Regions from separate parts of the Mus musculus genome. Here region 1 is linked to region 2. The links are chromatin loops, found by intact Hi-C in ENCODE. Cell type or tissue: left cerebral cortex. All regions are shown on one strand. Links, peaks and the distances in the headings refer to the core of each region. The heading gives the core; the rest is flanking DNA.

Region 1 (5,494 bases), core at 344-5,343, 260 kb before region 2:
ATACATAATAAATCTTAATATTTTTTTAAAGATAGTCTTACTATACATTCTTGGCTCACCTAGAATTTGCTGTGTAGATCAGGCTGGTCTCCAGTTCACAGGATCTGTAGGTGTCTTAGTCAGGGTTTCTATTCCTGCACAAACATCATGATCAAGAAGCAAGTTGGGGAGGAAAGGGTTTATTCAGCTTACACTTCCACATTGCTGTTCATCACCAAAGGAAGTCAGGACTGGAACTCAAGCAGGGCAGGAAGCAGGAGCTGATGCAGAGGCCATGGAGGGATGTTACTTACTGGCTTGCTTCCCCTGGCTTGCTCAGCCTGCTCTCTTATAGAACCAAGACTACCAGCCCAGAGATGGTACCACCCACACTGACCCTCCCCACCTTGATCACTAATTGAGAAAATTCCTTACAACTGGATCTCATGGAGGCATTTCCTCAACTGAAACTCCTTTCTCTATGATAACTCCAGCTTGTGTCAAGTTGACACACAAAACCAACCAGTACAATAGGTCTCTACAAAAAGGTCTTGCTGTGTGTGTAGCACATGCTGACCTCAAACTAAGAGTCTTTTTTTTTCCATTTTTTATGAGGTATTTAGCTCATTTACATTTCCAATGCTATACCAAAAGTCCCCCATACCCACCCACCCCCACTCCCCTACCCACCCACCCCCCCTTTTTGGCCCTGGCGTTCCCCTGTACTGGGGCATACAAAGTTTACGTGTCCAATGGGCCTCTCTTTCCAGTGATGGCCGATTAGGCCATCTTTTGTTACATATGCAGCTAGAGTCAAGAGATCCGGGGTACTGGTTAGTTCATAATGTTGTTCCACCTATAGGGTTGCAGATCCCTTTAGCTCCTTGGGTTCTTTCTCTATCTCCTCCATTGGGAGCCCTGTGATCCATCCATTAGCTGACTGTGAGCATCCACTTCTGTGTTTGCTAGGCCCCGGCGTAGTCTCACAAGAGATAGCTACATCTGGGTCCTTTCAATAAAATCTTGCTAGGGTACTAAGAGTCTTTTTGCTTCCACTTCCCAAACAGTGAGATTACAGGTATAAAGGACCATGCCTGGTCCAGTGTCTCTTAAGAACTGCCTAAGAGCATCTCTAGCGTTTGACTAGGTAGGTGCTTATTTTCAATATCACACGAGACCATTTGCAGTGGCTCCTTCAATTATGATTCTTCTCTGAATAAACTTGATTATAATGGCAATTTTTGTGCCCAGAGTTTAAAAAGAGATGTTATCATGATTCCTGTTATACAATGCTACATTAAGGCTTCTAAGGTTCAAATCCAGAGTGGACAGAGATTTTTGAGGCCTCTCCACGAGTGCTGTCCAGAATCAAGTTCGGGGGGGGGGGGGGGAGTTCAGTGTGGGAGACGTGCAGGACCTTGGATGGAGTCTGGGGTCTACAGAATGAAATGTGTCTTCATTAGGGCCAGAAGACACATGAGGAGTGGCCCAGTAGATACAGAAGACACAGTGTCATGATGTGGAGTCCAAGGCCAAGAGATGCTACTGAGAAATCCAATGCTTGTATGAGTGAAGCTGGATATGAACAGTGTGGATGGACGTGGTCCCTTTCACTTCAAGCTGCAGTGTTGTCACCAGCTGCTGCAGAAGCCCATGTCCCAGTAGACTATCCTCTGACAAGAATATTATGCCTTTTAAGATCATATGACGATTTCTCTGTCTCCATATAGGAGACCAGGCCATACAAGGTGCTACTGTCACTGAGGAGACAGTAATGAGAGGAGGACTGTGACAGTGGGAGGTGTCATGCAAAAGTGATGTGAGGCTCAGATGTATCTAGAAGCTTTATGGTGCAACCACTTCTCCCCTCTTCAGACCTTCATTCTATGCTGGAGTCTTCCTAGTAACAGTCCTGTCACCAAACGACAGCAACTTCTCCCTGACTCTCCCTCATCCTTGCTGCTCAGTCTTGAACTAAAGAGCCTAGAGGAGGGCCTCTACAGATCAGTCAGTGGGTGTCCCCTGACCACTGCCACTGCATTTTCTAGGGATTGTGTTCTAAGTGTGGGGTGTCTGAGAGAGCTGGACTCCCAGCTCTTGGGATGCAGCCTGTTCCTCATTTCCTGGACTGTGCCTGCTCCAGTCTTCCTCTTGCATCATGGAAGCCATTCTTCCCTTCACAGGCCTGACTTAATTCTTACCCACAAGGAGGAAGGGTGAAGATTGGCTCTGATATGTGACCCCAGCTTCTAGACTGTCTATGTGAAGTGGTATTATCTGACCTTTTCTCAGATGCCATTCTATAGTCATAGTGATGTGCAAGGCTCTAGCTAGGTGCTAGATCCCAGGATCATTAGTGTCATGGACAACTTGTGCCCAAGGAGCTAACACACTGACACAGTCCAGGACATCCAGGAAGACGAAGTTGGTGAGGTAAGTCCACTTGAAAACAGGTAAAAAGGCAGTAATGAAACTGGTAGTTCCCATCCTAGAACAAGTTGTTGGCAAACACTGTCCCTAAGTAGACAGTTCTGCTGGGCTAAGTGTGGAGAGAAAGAAGACCTGACACAGAGGACTATGGGAACAACTATGTGACTGGCAGCCATCATGAATGACTGGACCTGATGAGTATCTGTGATAGAGAGATTTCTATAGACACCCTCAAGGAAATTTATTGTAATTCATCTCTTGGTGAAATGGTGTTTTCCACTCAGATCATAGGTCCTAGGGGTGTTAGGTGTCTCAACATACCAAAGGCCTGAACTCTACACTCCCCTTGTGCTGGTGATGGGAAAGTCAGAGGCCATCCTGATGGCTGGACAATGTAGGAATACCAGAAACAAGAGGCCATGTTCCTGCATGGAGATCCACTCTTTTTCACATATGCATGTTGAGTTTCTAATCAAGTAGGGTGCGCAGATTAAAACTGTCACCAGAAGGAATTCTGGACCTTGGTTGTCCCTCAGCACTTTAGTTTGCATTCTCTCTCATGAAGACGCTCCTCTTACTATTCAGGATTTTTCATAACTATGAAAATAAGACACTGAGATACAGGTAGGAGGGGCTACCTATATTGTCTGTGCTCTGACCTCCTGTCACTATTTTCTCTTTAGATGTCTCCAGCTACTATGATTCTGTCCTTCAGAAAAGTCAAAGTTCATGAGACTTTCCTGATAGACATAACACAGGCTAGAGCCAAAATTCTGATGCTGTGCACCAAAGTCCTTTCCTGTTTGGGGCTGCTGAGTGTAGTTTGAACTGCGAGTCTGGACCTGCTCTCTCAGTGAAGGCACAACCTCTTGAACTCTGATTTTGAACTGTAGTTGTGGCTAATGCTGCTCACGATCCAAAAACCTAATTCAGCATTGAAAATATAAGCTTCCAACCTCTAACCTGGAACATTCTGTCTCAGAAAGGACAGTGTGTACACTTGAATGGAAAGACCAGGTGAGGAAGATGGGGAGGTCCCATGTGGCTTTCTCACTGTGTGCTTGATCTCATCACACTTCTCAAACTTCCTTCAATCCCAGCCCAAAATTAGTAGTTCTAGGATGAATAGAGCCCTGAAGTGCTGACAGGGTTGAGGGCTCCTTGGCTGCCATGTCCCACACAGAGACTCTTCAGGATCTTCTGTGAGGGCCTCTTTCTCTTCATTCGTTGAACATTATGTGGTATGAATGATTTCCCTGAACACTCTGGCACTCACTGGTCAGTTTGCAGACCTGCCCTCCCACTTCAGGAAAGTTCTCCTACTCTGATTGACTTCTGGGGTGCAGCTTCATTTCCATAGAAGTTGTTTATTTTGGATAAACAGGAACCTGACTAGCACAGTGCATTGACTAGCCAGATTTCTATAATGCCTAGAGGCAGCACAAGATGGAGCCACTGGATATGGTTAGCTCTGTTTCTCTCAGCACATTAGACATTGTGATCAGTCATCAGCTTAGAAAGACACTTTTCTCTGCTTCCATCTTCAGTTGCTAAGTCTTTTCTGAATGGCATTACACGGGGATTGACCTGCTTGTCTAGGAACATGGGACTATCCTGTAATGTTCTACCATCTGTACACTCTCTGCTGTCCTCATCTTCTGGGAATTTGACCCCCAAGCCTCTCTTCCTGGGGAGCTCATGCTCTGGTCTATTCACCATCTTCTATCCAGAGTCTCAGTACAATGTCAGGATGTCAGGAAGCTATGGGCTGGATAATGGCCCAGGTACTATGGACTCTGTCCTTCTCATCCCATGATATTCCATCCTCTCACTTCTCCCTTGAAGATCCTGGTGCTTTCCCACAAGAAGTTGCTGAATGTGGCTACCTGGAAGGACAACCAAAGAGGGCTGCCAGAGAGGAGGCCACTACCAATTAGTCAAGCAACCTCAGCTGCATCATCACAAGCATCTGTAGTATGGAGGTCTGGTAAACACGGTGTGGGCCTCTTCCTTCCCTGGATGCCACCATCAAGTGAGATATAGGTCGTTCACATCACTGTGTGAACCTAGAATTCCTCTGCAGGTAAGGGCTTGGGAAAAGGGTCATGTGCAGAAGTGCTAGTGGTTGATATCACTGGTTATTCCTTAAATATGAGAAATCCGAGTATCCAGCTGTTACAGAGCACCTTCCTTCCTTGATTCAGCAAAGATGCTGCTCACTAACCTATCAGTGGGGTGGTGGCAGATGGGGAGCAAGCAGAGTATCATAGGCTTGCCTCTCAATGTGATTGGTAATTCCTGGAAGATCATTAGTGGAGGGATGTTCAGGGTCTTAGAAACTCCTCTTCGCTCTCATCTGACACATGGCAGCATGTACTGACAGAGGTCCCTCTAACCCTTATAAGAACACCCTGAAGGCAATATTTAGATTATGATTGGAGATGAGACATTCAGAGGGAGAGAGGCAGTGTGCCTCACCAAGCATGACTTGGGAGCCACAGTTTGATAACTTTAACTGATGAAGGGAACCACCAGATATCTTCCACTGTTGTCCCTGGGTTGTTTTAGAGTCGTGATTATCTGGAACAAGACCTTTTTAGTTTCATTTCCACCACAGTGACTGGAACTTCCAGGTTATACTGCATTGCCACAGTGAAGCCAAGGCACATGTGCAAAGGGGACACCCATGTCATATCCACAGTCAAGAGCAGAGATAAATAAATGCATGCATGTAAGCTTGCTTGCATGTGATCATCTAAAGCTCTGTGCTATTGTGCAGGCTGGTACCCAATCCTAAGGAATGGCACTGCCCAAATTGTTGTTGTTCAATTAAGATAATGAGCTTGATCCTCTATAGACAGGCTCACAGGTGAACTTCATCTAGAGCATTCCTCTGTGAAGACTCTCCCTCCAGGTCACTTCTCCTGCACTACTTTAGATTTCTAATTAAAGGGCATGAATTGCTCCCAGTGGCACCATATCTCCCAACATTGAAAATTGTCAGATTTTGTGACTAGAGGTTTCAGCTTCTCATTTACCTAGGCTCAAACCTGACATCTTGTAGTGTGTCCTACCTAGCCCTCTC
Region 2 (5,494 bases), core at 455-5,454:
AGAACTCTCCCAACCGTTCTTTCTCAATCACTGCAGGCACTCCAGTCCTCCATAAAGACTACTGGACTACCTGAGAGAAACAGCCGACCTCCGTATCCACCAGCAGTTTGCCCTTGTTGCAGTCCAATGATACTGAGTCAAGTGAACAGCCAAAGGGACACTGGAACTAACCTGGGTGAACCCTAAGAGGTGGCCGTGAAGGTAGCTGGTATTACATCATGGATCCACCACACCCAGACCAAAATCTGGATGCCACAACTGCTGCCAAATGACTGTCTCTTGAGTGTGGACCCATTAAAATTAAAGTTTCATCTGTTCTCCATTCCCTTCCTCTCCTTGCCCCTCCACCTTTACCCAAGTCTTATGTTTGATACGAATATAAGAGTCATGGTCCAACCCCAACTCAGGTCCAACCCCTTAGGCTTAGTTCCCCAACCTGGGAACTAAGACAGATACAGGGAAGGTATTACCTAATGTACCTACAGACCAGCAACTAATATTCATTTTGACCTTTGCTCGCTGATGCCCACTTTAAATGCATAGTTGTATTATAGAAAGGAAAGATATGGAGGTTTGTCTTTTGACATAGGGACATAAGAGTTTATAATTCTATGCATGCCCTGCAGCTGAGCCCCCTAGTTGCCAAAAAGAAGGGAGTTTCCATTAAAAGGGGGAGGGAGAGGTTCTAAAACTGGGGCTTTCAGAAAACTTCCTTTAAAGAGATTCTGGCCCTGGGGAAATAGGAAAAAGTGTAGAGCGGGATTCTATGCCACAGGAAGGATCCCCTGGGACAGAGTTAAACATTTGCAGGCAGCATTCAGTCAAGACTGTTGGTTATGCTCACACACCGGATCCCTGTCACACTACATGTGGATAGGAACTAGCCAGACTAACAGCTCATTGGCTGACAAAATTCAATGGTGACTAGGGCCAGCCCATATTAATGTTCTACTCTATAGATGAATTCATCTGGATAACGATCATACCGAGCTCCGAGAGTACTTTGTGGGCATGTACTAATGGATTGACTAGATGTGCCTCTTCTGACGCTTTCCAAACTAAGTATAAGATCAGGACCAAATGGTATTAAAAGTTTGCTTCTCAATTAAAACAAGTTAGATTCCCTTATAAAAATGAACCTACAAAATTGAGAAGATTTACTTCTCACAAGATAATAGAAAATATGTCTTGCTTTGGGGAAAAAAAAAAAGCCTGTTGTTTCTTTGCTAATTGATCAGGAGTAATTTAAAATACCTTCCCATGTTTAGGGAAACAATTGATACTAGTCTCTGTACTCTTGGTCCCCTAGCTAACTAACCTGCTTTCAGCACTGACTGAAAATTTTCAGTCTGATTGGATTAACAGTGGGGCCCTGCATCTTAAACTAAAATTGAATGAATCCATTATTTGACTCATTCACTAAGGCCAGTGGGGAATGTAACACACAGCCCCAGACCTTAGCACAACTGATTCCATGATGGCAGTATCATTCAGGCTGTAAACTCAGTATGGACAGCGCCACCTACCACCATAAAAGCAAAGGCCTAATCCATCGATGTCCGTAGTTACAGGATGTCTTCATTAACTAACCTGGTTCATGGCTTCTCTAGTTCCACTTCTGACTGACTGTTCTTCTTAACTGAAGTTTGTCAATCCAGAACATGGTTTTTGTGCTTAAAAGCTCCTTTTGCAAAAGGCTCAGGGATAAACTGGGATGGGCGCACCTTAACTGGGAGCTGAACTAACTTTGAGTAGAAAGCTACCATGTGGTGTCCTGCCATCTTGGATAGTATGTCTCTATCATGTTACAACAATACAGAATTTGAGCTACAGAGGCAGCAAAAGTCCAATAAAAAGCCTAACAATTTATGCTCCAACAACAAAAAACTGATGAGAAAAGGTAATCGTGAGTGAAAGATGATCAAGGCAAGAATGAATATTAAATACTGTAACATCCTCTGACTTAAATTTTTGAATACAACTATGCAGTAGTGGTCCATACCTTTAATCCTAACCCTAGGGAAGGAAAGGCAAGTGGATTTCTGTGAGTTCCAGGCCATCCTAGTCCACACTGAGAAATTCTTGTTTCAAAAAAAGCAAAGCAAATCAATCAACCCACAACAATAACACACACACAAACCTACCAAACAAACAAACAAACAAACAAAAGATGTCTGGGAAAGAATAAAGAGACAGAACATGAGAATAAACTAAGGGGGGAAAAAAACAAACTACACAATTAACACATAATCAATGTTGACACATGAAACCAGGAAACCCAGTGTGTCTGGCCTTACTAAAACACGTGACTGGACTACTGTGAACCATCTACATGAATGTGTTAATAGCACAGACTTTACACCGGCGCAGAGTTAACTGCAGACAGATCCTACACCCGAATGTCAAGTGCCAAGTGCAGAACTTCTAGAAGATGCTAGATGAACTAGGGCTCTGCCTGTTAGCAAATCTACCTTCCCTTGCAATAATAAAAGCAGCAGAGGCACTGGCTGCACGGTGACGTCAACAAGGATGTTTTCACACAAAGGCGCCGTTCCCCATTCTTTGCGCAGGCGCAGGCAGCTGATCGAAGTCATTCAGGGATCTGCTCTTGCCTGGGAGGTGCAGGGACCCCACGGAACTCACGGGACCTCACGGGGGCACCGACTCGCTGCCGGTTCGCGAACCCCGGAACGAACGCCATGCGGGCTCCCGCGACTCCTCCCCGTATGGGGATGGCGGCCCCTCTCACCATGGCGCAGATTCCGAGCTCTCCCCACTCTCTTTTCAGCTCCCGCCAGTGGGTAGCAGTGTACCACGCAATACCAGGAGCCCCTTTCTCAGCACTGTATCCTAGCCTCCAGCATGGCAGACCGGAAGTGCCCTCCCCATTCTAAGTGACGGTCCTTCTGGAGGTCCTGATTGGATGGTGAGAGCTGAGTGACAGGAGCAGCTACCTTAGCGACACAATTCTCTTAAGTCTAACAGCCCAGTGGTTCACATGACCCCATCACAAGGATCATCTATGAAAGCCCTTTCTAAACTGACCTTCTAGATGGAGCTGGAGAGATGGCCCAGCAATTTAGAGCACTGGCTGCTCTCTCAAAGAACCCAGGTTTGATTTCCACACCCACAGAGATTCTCACGGCCATTTTTAACTCCAATGCCAGGTGATCTGATGTCCTTTTCTGGTCTCCAAAGACACCAAATGCACAGGTGGTGCACAGACATACATGCAGGTAAAACACCCTTATTGACAAAATGAATAATAATTTTCAAAAATCATAGCCACATTAAAAAAAAGAAAGGAGGGAAAGAAGAAGGGAAGAAAGGAGGAAAGGAAAGAAGGAAGGAGGGAAGGAGAGGGGGAGGGAGGGAGGGAGGGGGGAGGGAGGAAAGTATGTGATGTGCTCCAGCTTCCATCTTAAGCACAGAGTTTTCCCAGACCTGCAGAGACTTGCATTGCAGTAGAACTTGTCCCTTGCATTTTTTCCTGCACTCAGTAGGCACTTCTCCTTGTAGGCATAGGATCTCTAGGATACAATACAAGGATTATTAAACAATGTGCAGTGGAGTGATCCACATGCCTCACAGCTAAGGATGCCTAGCCCACCTAGATCAAATTTAATATCGGATATAAAATTTGCTATTCATCAGGCATCAGCAACTTCACTAAGGCACACCTAGGATTGATCACACCTCTCTCCCCTGCATATTGGTAGCCAAGACATTATTAACGTTTCCCCAGCTTTCTGTTGTAACAGAGGCTTATCATGCCAGCATTTGGGAGGTGAAAACAAGACATCAAAAGTTTAAACCCAATCTACGGAGAGTCTCAGGACAGTCAAAGAAACACACACACACACACACACACACACACAAAAGCAGCTTGGTCTATGACACCAAATACCAACAATTAGCCACTCCTGCCCCCAAAATGGAGTGACCAGTGTAAGGACCTGGGGTGAGAAGACAGGGATAGAAGGGTTAAGCTCAATATGTCTAGCATAACCTGATGGCTCATGTTAAGCACATTTATTAACATATACAGCTCTGATAAACTATTTATACATGAAGAACTAGACAGCAGAAAATTTAATTTAGCAATGTTGGCCTCCCTTCCAAGATGACCGTGCCAGGGTCCTTATCTTCACGTTCCAGCACACTAAGCATCTCACAACTTCAAAGCATAAGCTTATGTTTATTTACACCATTTTACTTGTGAACATGATGATAGCTATGACGATCGCCACCAAAAAAAACTTTATATTGACCCTTGCTCTTTTTGAGAATACAGTGAGTGGAATGCTCAAAGTTTTCAGCTGGTCTTTAACACTACAGGGTAAACCAAGGCAGGCAGTGAGGTTGCTGTTGGCAATTGGGATTAGTACTGAGAACAGCTGACAGCTTAGCACCAAGGGCTGACAGGGTTCTGGTCACTATCTGGACTGATGCTGGCTGCTGCCTATGGCAGGCAGAGATTAGAGAAATTACTCAGCTGACTTTCTCTGAGAGAGCAAAGCTTGAGTCACTGCAGCTGGCACACCCTGTGGCCGGCAAATTACTCTGAACTCTTTTAACTAATTAGGGACCAGTAGAAAGTAAAGAGAGAGAAAGTCATACACACACACACACACACACACACACACACACACACACACTGAGTGGATGTAGCAAAAGTCAGACTCCAATAACTTTCATACATATAAATACATGCATATAGACATACAGACAGACAGACATAGTCACCCAATGAATGGATGAAGCAAAGCTCCAGCAAGCAGGCTCCAAGCATTTCACACAAATATACACATATACATACAGTTGGTGGATGGAGCAAGTTCCAACACACACCCACACAAGTTTTACACATATACATACTGTTGGGGTGCAGGAATTGCCTCACAAACCACACAGACACTAATTTCAGTCAGACCAGGACAGGTCTTTTTTTTTTTTCTTGGTTTTTTTTCGAGACAGGGTCTCTCTGTGCAGCCCAGGCTGTCTTGGAACTCACTCTGTAGACGAGGTTGGCCTCGAACTCAGAAACCCGCAGCCTCTGCCTCCCGAGTGCTGGGATTAGAGGCGTGGCCACCTCGCCCGGCTCAGGACAGGTGACTGAGAATGTGCTCCAGGGCCATGGTCCAGATTTGGGGGCTGAACAATGACCCTGAGTTAAGATCCTACAGGGTGTTCAAGCCCAAAATCTACAAATATTTATGCCAAGTTATTTCACCAATCAGAATTTAGGGATAAGAGAGTTCCTTAGCAACTTGTCTTTGTTGTGTATCTATCCTGCTCCCATTGGTTGGGATATTCAACTGTAGTGGGGGAATTGCCTTATCTAATATTCATGTGTTAACTTGTCTACCAGGATGGGACTTGTCTAACACTTATGTCTTAACTTGCAAACCAGGGGCAGTTTATAAAGGCAAACACAAGAAAAGCTTATACACAATTGCAAGAAGTGCTTCTGGGTGATCGTGCCGGCTCCAAG

Evidence for each region. A loop is a pair of places that touch in the nucleus more often than their neighbours do. Peaks named below come from ENCODE experiments on the same cell type or tissue, not always from the same donor. Only the 100,000 strongest peaks of a DNase experiment are listed, where the experiment ranks them.
Region 1: a loop joins it to region 2, with 6 times the contacts of the local background. A loop is called at or near these places in 5 of 42 quality-filtered maps.

Annotation. Positions count from the first base shown.
Region 1 is chr10:82,614,391-82,619,884 of GRCm38, reverse strand. 1190007I07Rik (RIKEN cDNA 1190007I07 gene) reads left to right here. Exons shown (of 3, transcript NM_001135567.1): 3 at 1-34. Among named protein-coding and RNA genes, the nearest start is that of 1190007I07Rik, 6.1 kb to the left of the region's middle. In left cerebral cortex, for the core only: no CTCF peak of the experiment used is centred there; no DNase peak of the experiment used is centred there.
Region 2 is chr10:82,351,637-82,357,130 of GRCm38, reverse strand. It overlaps Gm4924, which reads right to left and starts at 2,606. Exons shown (of 4, transcript XM_017314182.1): 1 at 2,472-2,606. The coding sequence starts at 2,594. In left cerebral cortex, for the core only: no CTCF peak of the experiment used is centred there; DNase peaks (open chromatin) are centred at 2,580 and 2,855; H3K4me3 peaks cover 1,127 bases; H3K27ac peaks cover 1,168 bases.